Linked DNA regions of Homo sapiens: region 2 is linked to region 1. Evidence: read pairs that join two places in POLR2A ChIA-PET (ENCODE). Cell type or tissue: PC-3. All regions are shown on one strand.

Region 1 (5,000 bases):
CCTTGGCATCCCAAAGTGCTGGTATTACAGGCGTGAGCCACCGCTCCCAGCCGTGATAGCATTCTTATACTCTGTTTTAATCTTTCACTTTGTTGGAATTTCCTAGTTAATTATCTTTATTTTGAGACTAAAATCTCTGTGAGGGTAGACTATTGCCTATTTTGTTCAGTACTGTGTTCCCAGTGTCTGGATATAGTAAGATAGTCAATAAATACTTGATTAATGGCTGAAATAACCTTTTTCTCTATCTACCAGACTTATAAAGGTAGGACCATTTTTATTTATATGTTACAAATACAAATTAAAAGACTAAATTTGAACATTTGTGATTCAACATTTAACCCTAGATTCTAAAATTCAGTGATACGATTTATGTCTGATTGGTCAAGTTTTATTTTATTTTTTCCATAAAAATATGCTCATCTCCATTTCTGGAGGATTAAGGGTGGTATTGTGGAGAGAACACTATACTTGGAATCAAAAGCTTTTGGATTAAGCTCCAAATCTGTTATTTAGTAGCTGTGTGATCTTGGACAAGCCACTCTGAGTTTCAGTTTCATGTAAAATAGGTATGACTTCTCAGTGGTGAGAATCAGATAAGATAATGCATTTAAAAGTTCTTTTTAAACTGTAAAAATGTTGAATAGATTTATGTAAAATAATTTCACTATTCTAAATGCTTTATTTTCCAAAATTTGCCTGTTAAATTCACCTTTTCTCTATTATACTTTGATCTGAGTTTTCCTAATGATACCACTGTATGTTCTGTAATTCTTCATTTTTTAAGCCATGGCAAATGATTTTATGTATCATCATTTTCTTTTCTCTAAAAGTTCATTTGTTAGCACTATTGCCAATCACTGTTTCAAATTTAAATTACCTGTCCCAAATTATTTATAACTTTCTGGTGATGCTATTCTTAAACCATGTACAATATAGAGTTGAACCTTAATTAACAGACACATGATTACCTACAGTTCTAATTATGTAACATTCACTATCCCTTGGTTGCATATTTCATGCAAAAATTTCTTATTTTAAAAAGTGATTCTCCCTTCCCCCCCATTTCCTCCTGTGCCTGCCCTCAAGTAATCCAAATTTAGCTTTTTTTTTTTCCTGTAGACTCAGGAGTCTTATGAAGGTAGAGTTTAATGAAGAAAACAGGAGAATTGAGGCAATTTAGATGAAAAATTCTCCACTTGGTTATTTGAACATCAATTAAAATATGAATCTTGACTTGCTTGGATAATTATCTCAGCTTTCCACTTTATTCAATTTATGGAGATTAGGTTAGGGATTTTTAATTTGTATGAAAAGATCCTTGCCATTTGTCTCATTTGTTTAATTTGTCATTTTTAGATTACCTTCAAACTTTCATTAACCAGAAATAAGGATTTGAGTAGAGAGAGTTGAAGAGCATAATAGAATTGACTCCAGGTGATGATCATTCTCAATAATCAAAAGCAGCATAAAAGGGCAGCCACAATTCCAGCCCTAGATGCTGGTGTGTGAAAGCCTAACTTGGAGACTTGATTATATACGACCTTTTAAAAATATTTTAGCATTTTTTATGTGTCAAATTTTTATCCTACAGCGATGAGAGGCATAGTAAGCTCTGCTGGTTTAGAAAACATCTAGCTGTTTTGAATCAATACAGTATTTTCCCTTTATAGTTATTGGATAAATATATGCTAAATGAGTGAGTGAAATTCCCCTTACTTATCTAATTATATTTGTAGATGTGATTGTGGGAATATTGTTAATACATTTTTGAGAATTGCTCTTAATTTTACTTATTTACTTAGAGACAGGGTATTTTACTTATTTATTTAGAGACAGGGTCTCACTCTGTAGCCCAGGCTGGAGTGCAGTAGCAGGATGGTGGCCCACTGAAGCCTCGAACTCCTGGGCTTAAATGATCCTCCCATCTCAGCCTTCTGAGTAGCTGGGAGTGCAGACGTGCACCACCACACCTGGCTAATTTTAAAATTTTGTTGTAGAGAAAGGGTTTTGCTCTGTTGCCCAGGCTGGTCTCGAACTCCCGGTCTCAAGCCATCCTTCCACCTTGGCCACCCAAAGTGCTGGAATTATAGGTGTGAGCCACCGTGCCTGGCCAAGAATTGCCCTTTAAAAGAATAAACGACTAGGGTAATACCTACAACAATGCCACAGAAGCTTAAAAAAAAAGGCTTTAGTTATAATTGTATTAAAAAAAAAAAGAGAGAGAAAAGAAAAAGGTGCTCAGCACTTGTAGGTTTCCCGAAAAATGTCGGCAGACTTTAATGAGGAAATGAAAAAGACTAAAGCTTTGGGCACTAGAGGTAATCACGTGATTAGAGCCCACAGATACATATAAGTAGAGAGAGAGGTATAGTATAATTATTGTATTGTTGATCACCTACAGTGGTAAGTAAAGTAACTATTTATATTTGTAAATAGTGTGTAGGGATGGGTTAGAAAGTGAGCCACCATCATTTTGGGGAAACTGCTGATTGTTTAATTATTGACAAAATGGGGATTAAAATATTTGTCCTTGATTCAGAGTTGTTAAAACATTACGCAAGTAAAGTGTGAAATCATTTTTAAAAATTAAAGTTTATGCAAATATATTAGCACACATTTATATCACCATTCTTTGTTAATATAAATTGGAGTGAGCTCTCTGTTCATCCACATTTATTTCTATATTTCTAATCTTACTAGATAGAAGAGGAGTAGTTACGCAATGTCCTCCTCCATCTCTTATTGCCCAATTGAAATTCTCATTTCCTTCAAGGGGATAAGCTTGAAGTTTGCTATGTTATATAGGAGTATTAGGGAAGGCCTTACTACTAAGATGATATATAAGCAGAGATATGAAAGAAGTGAAGGAGCAAGCTTTATGGATACCTGAGAGAAGAGTGTTATAGGCAGAATCACAAGTATAGAGGCCATGATATAGGAGAGTTCTTGATATATTTGAGAAACAGCATACTGTGGTTGGAGTAGATTGAGCAAGAGGAGAGGTCTAAGAGCTGAAGTCAGAGAGGTGGGCCTTTGCTCTGAGTGGGATGGGGAGACACTGGAGGGTTTGAGTTGAGGAATGACATAATCTAGTTGATGACTTGAAAGGATATTTTTGGCTATTGGGTTTAGAAAAGACTGTAGGCCAGCCTGGGCAACATAGTGAGACCTCATCTCTACAAAAAAATCAGAATTCAAAAAATGATTTGGGAGGATCACTTGAGCCTGGGAGGCTGATGCTGAAATGTGCAGTGATTGCCCCACTACATTCCCATCTGGGTGACAGAGAGAGATCCTGCTTAAAAGAAAACAAAAAACAAAACAAACAAACAAAGACAGAAAGAAAAAAGAAAAAAAAGAGAAAAGACTGTAGGAGGGCAAAGGTGACAGCATGTAAACTAGTAGAACATTGCAGTAATGTAGGGGATAGATGATGATGGGTTGTGCCAGGGTGGTGGCACTGGAGGTAGGGAGAAGTGATGGGATTCTGCATATAATTTGATGTTGGAGCCCACAGGATTTACTGATGGATAGATGTAGAGAATTAGAGAAAAGAATGAATGCTGACTTCAGGAATTTGGGTCTGAATAATTGGAAGGGTGAAAGATGGAGATACATTGGAGGAGAAGCAGACTGAGGGTGGGTGGATAAGATCTGGAGTTCAGTTTTGACAAGTGAAGTTTGAGATGCTTATTAGACATCCAAATGGAAATGTTGAGCATTCAGCTGGATATGAGTCTGGAATTCAGAGTAAAGTTCTGAGCTACAGATATACATTCGGAAGTCTTGAGGGTGCTGGTAATATTTAAAACTACGGAATTAGATAAGATTATCAAGGAAACTGGGTAAGATTATCCAGGGAGTAAGATTAAAGAAGTCTTACCATGTTCAGAGGTATTCTAAACATCTTAAGCCCTCATTGAGAAATTAGAGGGAACTAATAAATGTGATTGAGAAAGGGCATCCATGAAGTGGGAAAACAATCTGGGAGAGAGTGCTGCCCTGGAAATAATGGTGTGCTGGAGACGGCTCATGTCAGCTTGCAAGAGCTTATCATTAAATTTTCAGCAAATTTGCAAGACAATACAGCCATTTCAAAAATGTTAAAGCCTGGCACGGTGGCTGACACATGTAATCCCAGTGCTTTGGGAGGCCGAGGTGGGTGGATCACAAGGTCAAGAGATCAAGACCATCCTGGCCAACGTGGTGAAACCCTGTCTGTACTAAAAATACACAAATTAGCTGGGTGTGGTTGCACACACCTGTAGTCCCAGCTACTCAGGAGGCTGAGGCAGGAGAACTGCTTGAACCCAGAAGGCGGAGGTTGCAGTGAGCCGAGATCACGCCACTGCACTCCAGCCTGGGCAACAAAGTGAGACTCCATCTCAAAAAAAAAAAAAGTTAAACTCAACCACTTAAAAATTATGCATAAACTATGGACCAGGCATGGTGGCTCATGCCTGTAATCCCAGCACTTTGGGAGGTCAAGGCAGGAGGATTGCTTGAGGTCAGGAGTTCAAGACTAACTTGGGCAATGTAGGGAGACCCCATCACTAACAAAAATAATTACACATAAACTTAACTAAATTATATTAAAAAGTAATAAATACTCAACAGTCATCAATTCTTAATTATTTTTCATTTTCATACCATCTCTGCTCTTGAGTTATTTACATTGATTGTATTTGTGCGGTGGATAAGCTACATAATGGTATGCTGCTGTGCATCTTTTCTCAGATCCATGTTCAGAGACATCATGTTGGTACCTTGAAATTGGCCATGGTGGGAATATTTAGACTTTGGAAATTGCAAATGCTACAAATTTGGGCTTGATTTATTGTTTTGCTGATAAGAAAGTGATAAAGTAAATACTAATAATTTAAGCGCAAGTTAAAAGCATTTTGTGTCTGTTGCTGTTACATTGATATTAGTACAGAAATTGAGGAAATATTTGTCCACTATTCAAAAATTATTATCTGATTCAGTAAACAAATAAC
Region 2 (5,000 bases), 160 kb before region 1:
AAGAGAATATACCCATCATATGCATGAGATAACCAAGACTTAGAGAAGTCATTCAACTTATTCAAACCACAGAATGATGTGAAAGATCTGGAGCTGGAACCCATTGAATAATATTGACCTAGTTTTTCATTTATGGGCCCTAGAGCTATGTTCATGTTCAGGGGGAAATAGAAGCTCAATCCCCTTCCACCTGTGTTCATCATTTTTTTTTTTCATGAACACTTGAGTGCCTAGTAGATGCAAGACAGTGGCAAGAGCTGGGAATACAAATCACTGGGAGACACAAGCCTTGTTCATAAACTGGCAAGAGACAAACATGAGTAAGTAGGGATTTGAGACCGTGTGATGAGTACTGTGACTGATGAAGTCAGGTGCTAATTGAGCACATAGGAGGGGCACCTAAGCTGGCTTGGAGGGGTTAGGGAAGACTTTTGTGCAGTAAGTGACATGTAACTTGAGACCTAACAAGTATTAACCAGGGAAATGCTGTTCCAGGACGAAGGAACAGCACATGCAAAAGCCTGAAGGCAAGAAGAACTGGAAAATTTCAGAATGGCTGGAGCCTAAGGAAAAGAGCTTGGAGAGTAAAGCAGGTGCTAGTTCATGGAGAGTCCTACAGGCCGCTTAAGGATTTTGAGTTTTAGTCAATGGTCAGTGGGAAGTTGGTGAAGGATTTTAAGCCTGAGAATGTGTCTTGGTCAGAACTGAGTTTTAGAAAAATGACTCAGCATCATGCTGAATGGAGGATGGGTAGGAGAGGCTGAACCCAAGGAGAACTTGCCCCAGGAGTTCCTCCTGTGAACACATCAATAATATCTGTGAACAATGGGTATATTCACTCCTACCCTCCCTTCTTTACTGAGGTTATTGTGAGGCTCTGGTGAGAATGCAAGACACTGTAGTAGCCAAAATTCTTCCCTCACAGTTTAGCACTGAGGTTGCCCCCGTTCTGACTGCCGGGTCTGGGTCGGTGAGTCTCTTATACTTAAGCAGAGAATGAGGGTCCACAGAGACAGGGGTTTTGTTCTGCCTCGCTGATTGGAGGAATCTGTGTGAAGAGAAGAATTAAATGAAATGTCAATGTTGGGTTGGCTTATTCTGACACAACCATCAGCAAATGCCAGTCAGACATAAGCTTGGTGGCAAATGCCCCCCTCAGCCTCACTCTCCTCATGTGAAAAACACAGATAATAAGACCTACCTTGGGCTGGGTGTGGTGGCTCATGCCTGTAATCCCAATACTTTGGGAGGCCGAGGCCGGCAGATCACTTGAAGCCAGGAGTTCAAGACCAGCCTGTACAACGTGGCAAAGCTGCAACTCTACCAAAAATACAAAAATTAGCTGGGCATGGTCGTGGGCGCCTGTAATCCCAGCTACTTGGAAGGCTGAGGCATGAGAATTGCTTAAACCCAGGAGGTGGAAGTTGCAGTGAGCCGAGATTGTGTCACTGTACTACAGCCTGGGCAATGGAGTGAGACCCTGTCTCAATACATAAGACCTACCTCAGAGTGTCTTTGTGAGGATTCCATGAGAGGTATGTACAGCGCCACATGTGTAGAAGGGACCAAGTAAATGTTTGCTGCCTTTTTGTCTGGCTTTCTTTAATGCTGCTTCATCTCAGAGTAAAAGCCAGAAGTCTTACTGTCCTCACAAGGCCTAATACAGTCTTACCCGTGTCCTTTCCGGCCTCCTCTCCTCCTGCTCTCCTGGGGGCATTCTGGTGTACCAGCACTGGTCACCTTGCCATTTCTTGAATGTGCCAGACAACTCCCACCTCAGAACCCTGGGATATCTGCATGGCTTGTTTCCTCATCGCTGTCACGTTTTTGTTCAAATATCACCTTCTCAATGAGGCCTACCCTAACCACTCTCTTTAAAATTCCTACTCTCCCTGAGTTATTATTCTCCTCCCTTCCCTTTTTTGTTTTCCTCCATAGTTCTCATCACCTTCCAATGTGTTATAATTTAATTATTTGGTATTCAAAAACTTATTTTTATTATTTAGTTTGATTGTTTCCATCCATTGCCATATGAACTCCACAAAGGCAGGAAGTTTTTCTGTCTTGTTCCCTTGCTGCACCTCCAGTGCTTAGAATAGTGCCAGTCTCTCAATAAATCTTTGTCAAGTGAGTGAGGGAAATGTTCAGTTAGCTCCCATGCTGGACATCATCCAGAATATTAGGAGTTGGGTGAGCACCTCATACTGCAGAATCTTGATTGCCCTCTGAGGGCTCTCTTACAGTTTGATTGGGCACTGATTCCTACCTACCCAATTAAAAGGGAAGGGTTCCAGCCCTTCACTCCTTTGTAAAGTGGAAACATTGCCCTTTGCCTCACTAACAGCCTATTTTAAGGGAGAAATTTTAACCCTCAGAGCTTTGACACAGAAGCACTTGTTAGGTTGTATTCTGCTTGAAGGCGTGGAAGCCAATGTTGCCCATTTCAGCAACCCTGCCAGTTACCACTGCTAGACGACCTAAGTTTTTCATTGTTGTTGTTTTCTTCCTGTCCACCACTCCTTGAATTTAAAGTCTCACATCGAACCAACCAAATGGCAGTGTAAGACCTCATTGGGAACCTGGGTCCCAGAATGTGGCCTAAATCTATTTTCTTGCCAGCTTTTGAGATCTAAGGAAGTTACTGCACGTGAAAGAAAGGAAATAATTGAGATAGCCATCTCTTGGTGATATTGTATATTTGAATCAGGTTCATTTATTCATTTGCTCATTCTTTTATTTGTTCACATTCAGAGACTCACAATCAAGAGAGACTGAGAGTAGATCATCACAGCAGTGGATGTGTATTTGGAGGAGAAAGTGTTTGTATTAGCAGGTTCCTGCTGCGGGAGTATCGTATAACAACTCCCAAACCTCAGTGGCTTCCAACAACAAATACTTAGTTTTTTCTTTTATATCTATAGGTCAGCAGGGATACCTGCTTCAGGGAGGTCAGGTTCAGGTCTGTCCTTTTATCTCTTTCTGGAACCCAGGATGAAGAGGCAATGAATAACTGGGACAAGCTCTTCTCATGGCATGTGGCAGGAATACAAGAAGCCAGATCAAACCACAAAAGCACATTTACAGCCTATGCTTGCATCACATTTGCTAACATTCCATTGGCCAAAGCGAGTCACAGGCCAAGCCCAACATTAGGAGGATAGGGATGAATTCTTTGCTTACTCTGGTGGGAACATGATAGTATAGTTCTGTTACAGGGAGGAAATGAAGAGTTAGGAATAATCATTGAATCTGCTGCAACTTTAACTTGGGGTATGGAAGTTATGGAAGGCTTCATGGAGGTGGTAACTTTGATTTGTCTTGAAGGGTAAGTAGTTTTCAAGATGAACAAGCAGGTAGTAGCATATGCAAGCACATGCAAATTAAAAAGAAAATGAAGTAATGTCTTAATATTTATTTGAGTAATTACTGTGGACAGTATGCAGAGAGCTAGAGGAAATTAAAACAAAGGTCATTAGATTCCCTGTCAATGAAGCCCAAACTTCATGGGGGGAGATCAGAAAGAGACATAATACAAAAGAGAAATATATTACTAAGTATAGTCTTATTCAGCTGGATGGAAAAAAAGTGTGAACTCAGAGCGGAAGCTAGAATATAGTTTTAGTAGCTATTTTTGGTACAGAATGCAAGACATGTGCTCTTTTTATATTCATTATTTCATTTAATCCTTACAATCTGTGAGGGACATCCTAATGTCAAGCACAAATGAGAAAACAGCTTCACAGTGGTCGGTAACTTGCCCAATGACTTATAGCTAGTAAGTGGTAGAAGGATAACTTCCCAGTAATTCTGTTTTTCAAGTAATTAATTTTTATAAATTTTATTCACTAATGTACATACTGTTTTATTCTTAAGTGGGGCTGCTTTAAAATTTTTTTTTCTTTCTTTTTTTTTTTTTTTGATAAGGAGTCTCACTCTGTCACCCAGGCTGGAGTGCAGTGGTGTGATCCCGGCTCACTGCAACCTCCGCCTCCCGGGTTCAAGAGATTCTCCTGCCTCAGCCTCCTGAGTAGCTGGGATTACAGGCGTGTGTCACCACACCCAGCTAATTTTTGTATTTTTTAGTAGAGACGGGGTTTCACCATGTTGGTCAGGCTGGTCTCGAACTCCTGACCTCAGGTGATCCACCCACCTTGGCCTCCCAAAGTGCTAGGATTACAGGCATGAACCACTGCACCCAGCCTGCTTTAAAATTTACTAAAGGTTTTTAGTGTGTATGTTCAGCACTGCACTTGTTAAAAGTGCCCCAACCTTGAGTGGATCACCTCCGAATTTCTGTAGGGCTGTGTCATTCTTCACTTCTCACTTCCTTCCCATTACATATGTATTGAAGATGCCTCAAAGAAAATAGGATTCTTGCACATTGTGCAACTGAAAAATCCTCACTTTGGATGGTGAGGTGTTTTGAAACTCTGCCTCTTCCTTTCCTCCAGTTTATATACACACACAGGTAGGTGTTTTTCCCCTGAGAAATGAAAGTAGACAAGCTTGTTAGGTTCCTCTAGGTCCAGCAAAGGTTAGCAGTGAGACTGGATGAAGAATAACAATTCTCACTCTTCTGCAAACTATCTCTATCTAATACTAGTTCTCCTGTTAATATGGAGCACATATATAGTACAGTGGAATATTCTTACTTGTGAAGAGGTGAGCATTTAAAATTTTTATTTCTAGATTCTTGCTTGACCACTGGAATCACATATCCCTGATCTTACTGACCTTTAACATGACTTTTTAGCCTAGCATCCCCAGAGTTTGCAGAGAGAGAACCAGTTCATTTTTGCAACCATCCTTTACTCAGGTGGATCGTTAAACACTGACAGGCATTTTTGTGGGTTCTCCATCTTGGCCGTCTGGAATAGGGTTGAAGCATGTTTCATGACCCATTTACCATTTGCTCAGGAAGCTGGCTGAACTGGTTTCCTTGATCTCAGAGACCATCTCGCATGGCCATTTAAAAATCTTGTAGTAATGAGTAGTGCTTA

What was found. ChIA-PET counts read pairs that join two places held together with the same protein. Peaks named below come from ENCODE experiments on the same cell type or tissue, not always from the same donor. Only the 100,000 strongest peaks of a DNase experiment are listed, where the experiment ranks them.
Region 2: POLR2A ChIA-PET joins it to region 1 with 5 read pairs; 2 of 35 experiments call an interaction of 5 or more read pairs at or near these places.

Annotation. Positions count from the first base shown.
Region 1 is chr11:85,600,749-85,605,748 of GRCh38, reverse strand. The region is part of intron 2 of DLG2 (discs large MAGUK scaffold protein 2); the gene reads left to right. Among named protein-coding and RNA genes, the nearest start is that of DLG2, 24 kb to the left of the region's middle. In PC-3, no CTCF peak of the experiment used is centred here; no DNase peak of the experiment used is centred here.
Region 2 is chr11:85,758,164-85,763,163 of GRCh38, reverse strand. All of the region lies in intron 1 of SYTL2 (synaptotagmin like 2), which reads left to right. Among named protein-coding and RNA genes, the nearest start is that of SYTL2, 50 kb to the left of the region's middle. RefSeq lists an enhancer at 629-1,828. In PC-3, no CTCF peak of the experiment used is centred here; a DNase peak (open chromatin) is centred at 3,093; H3K27ac peaks cover 3,312 bases.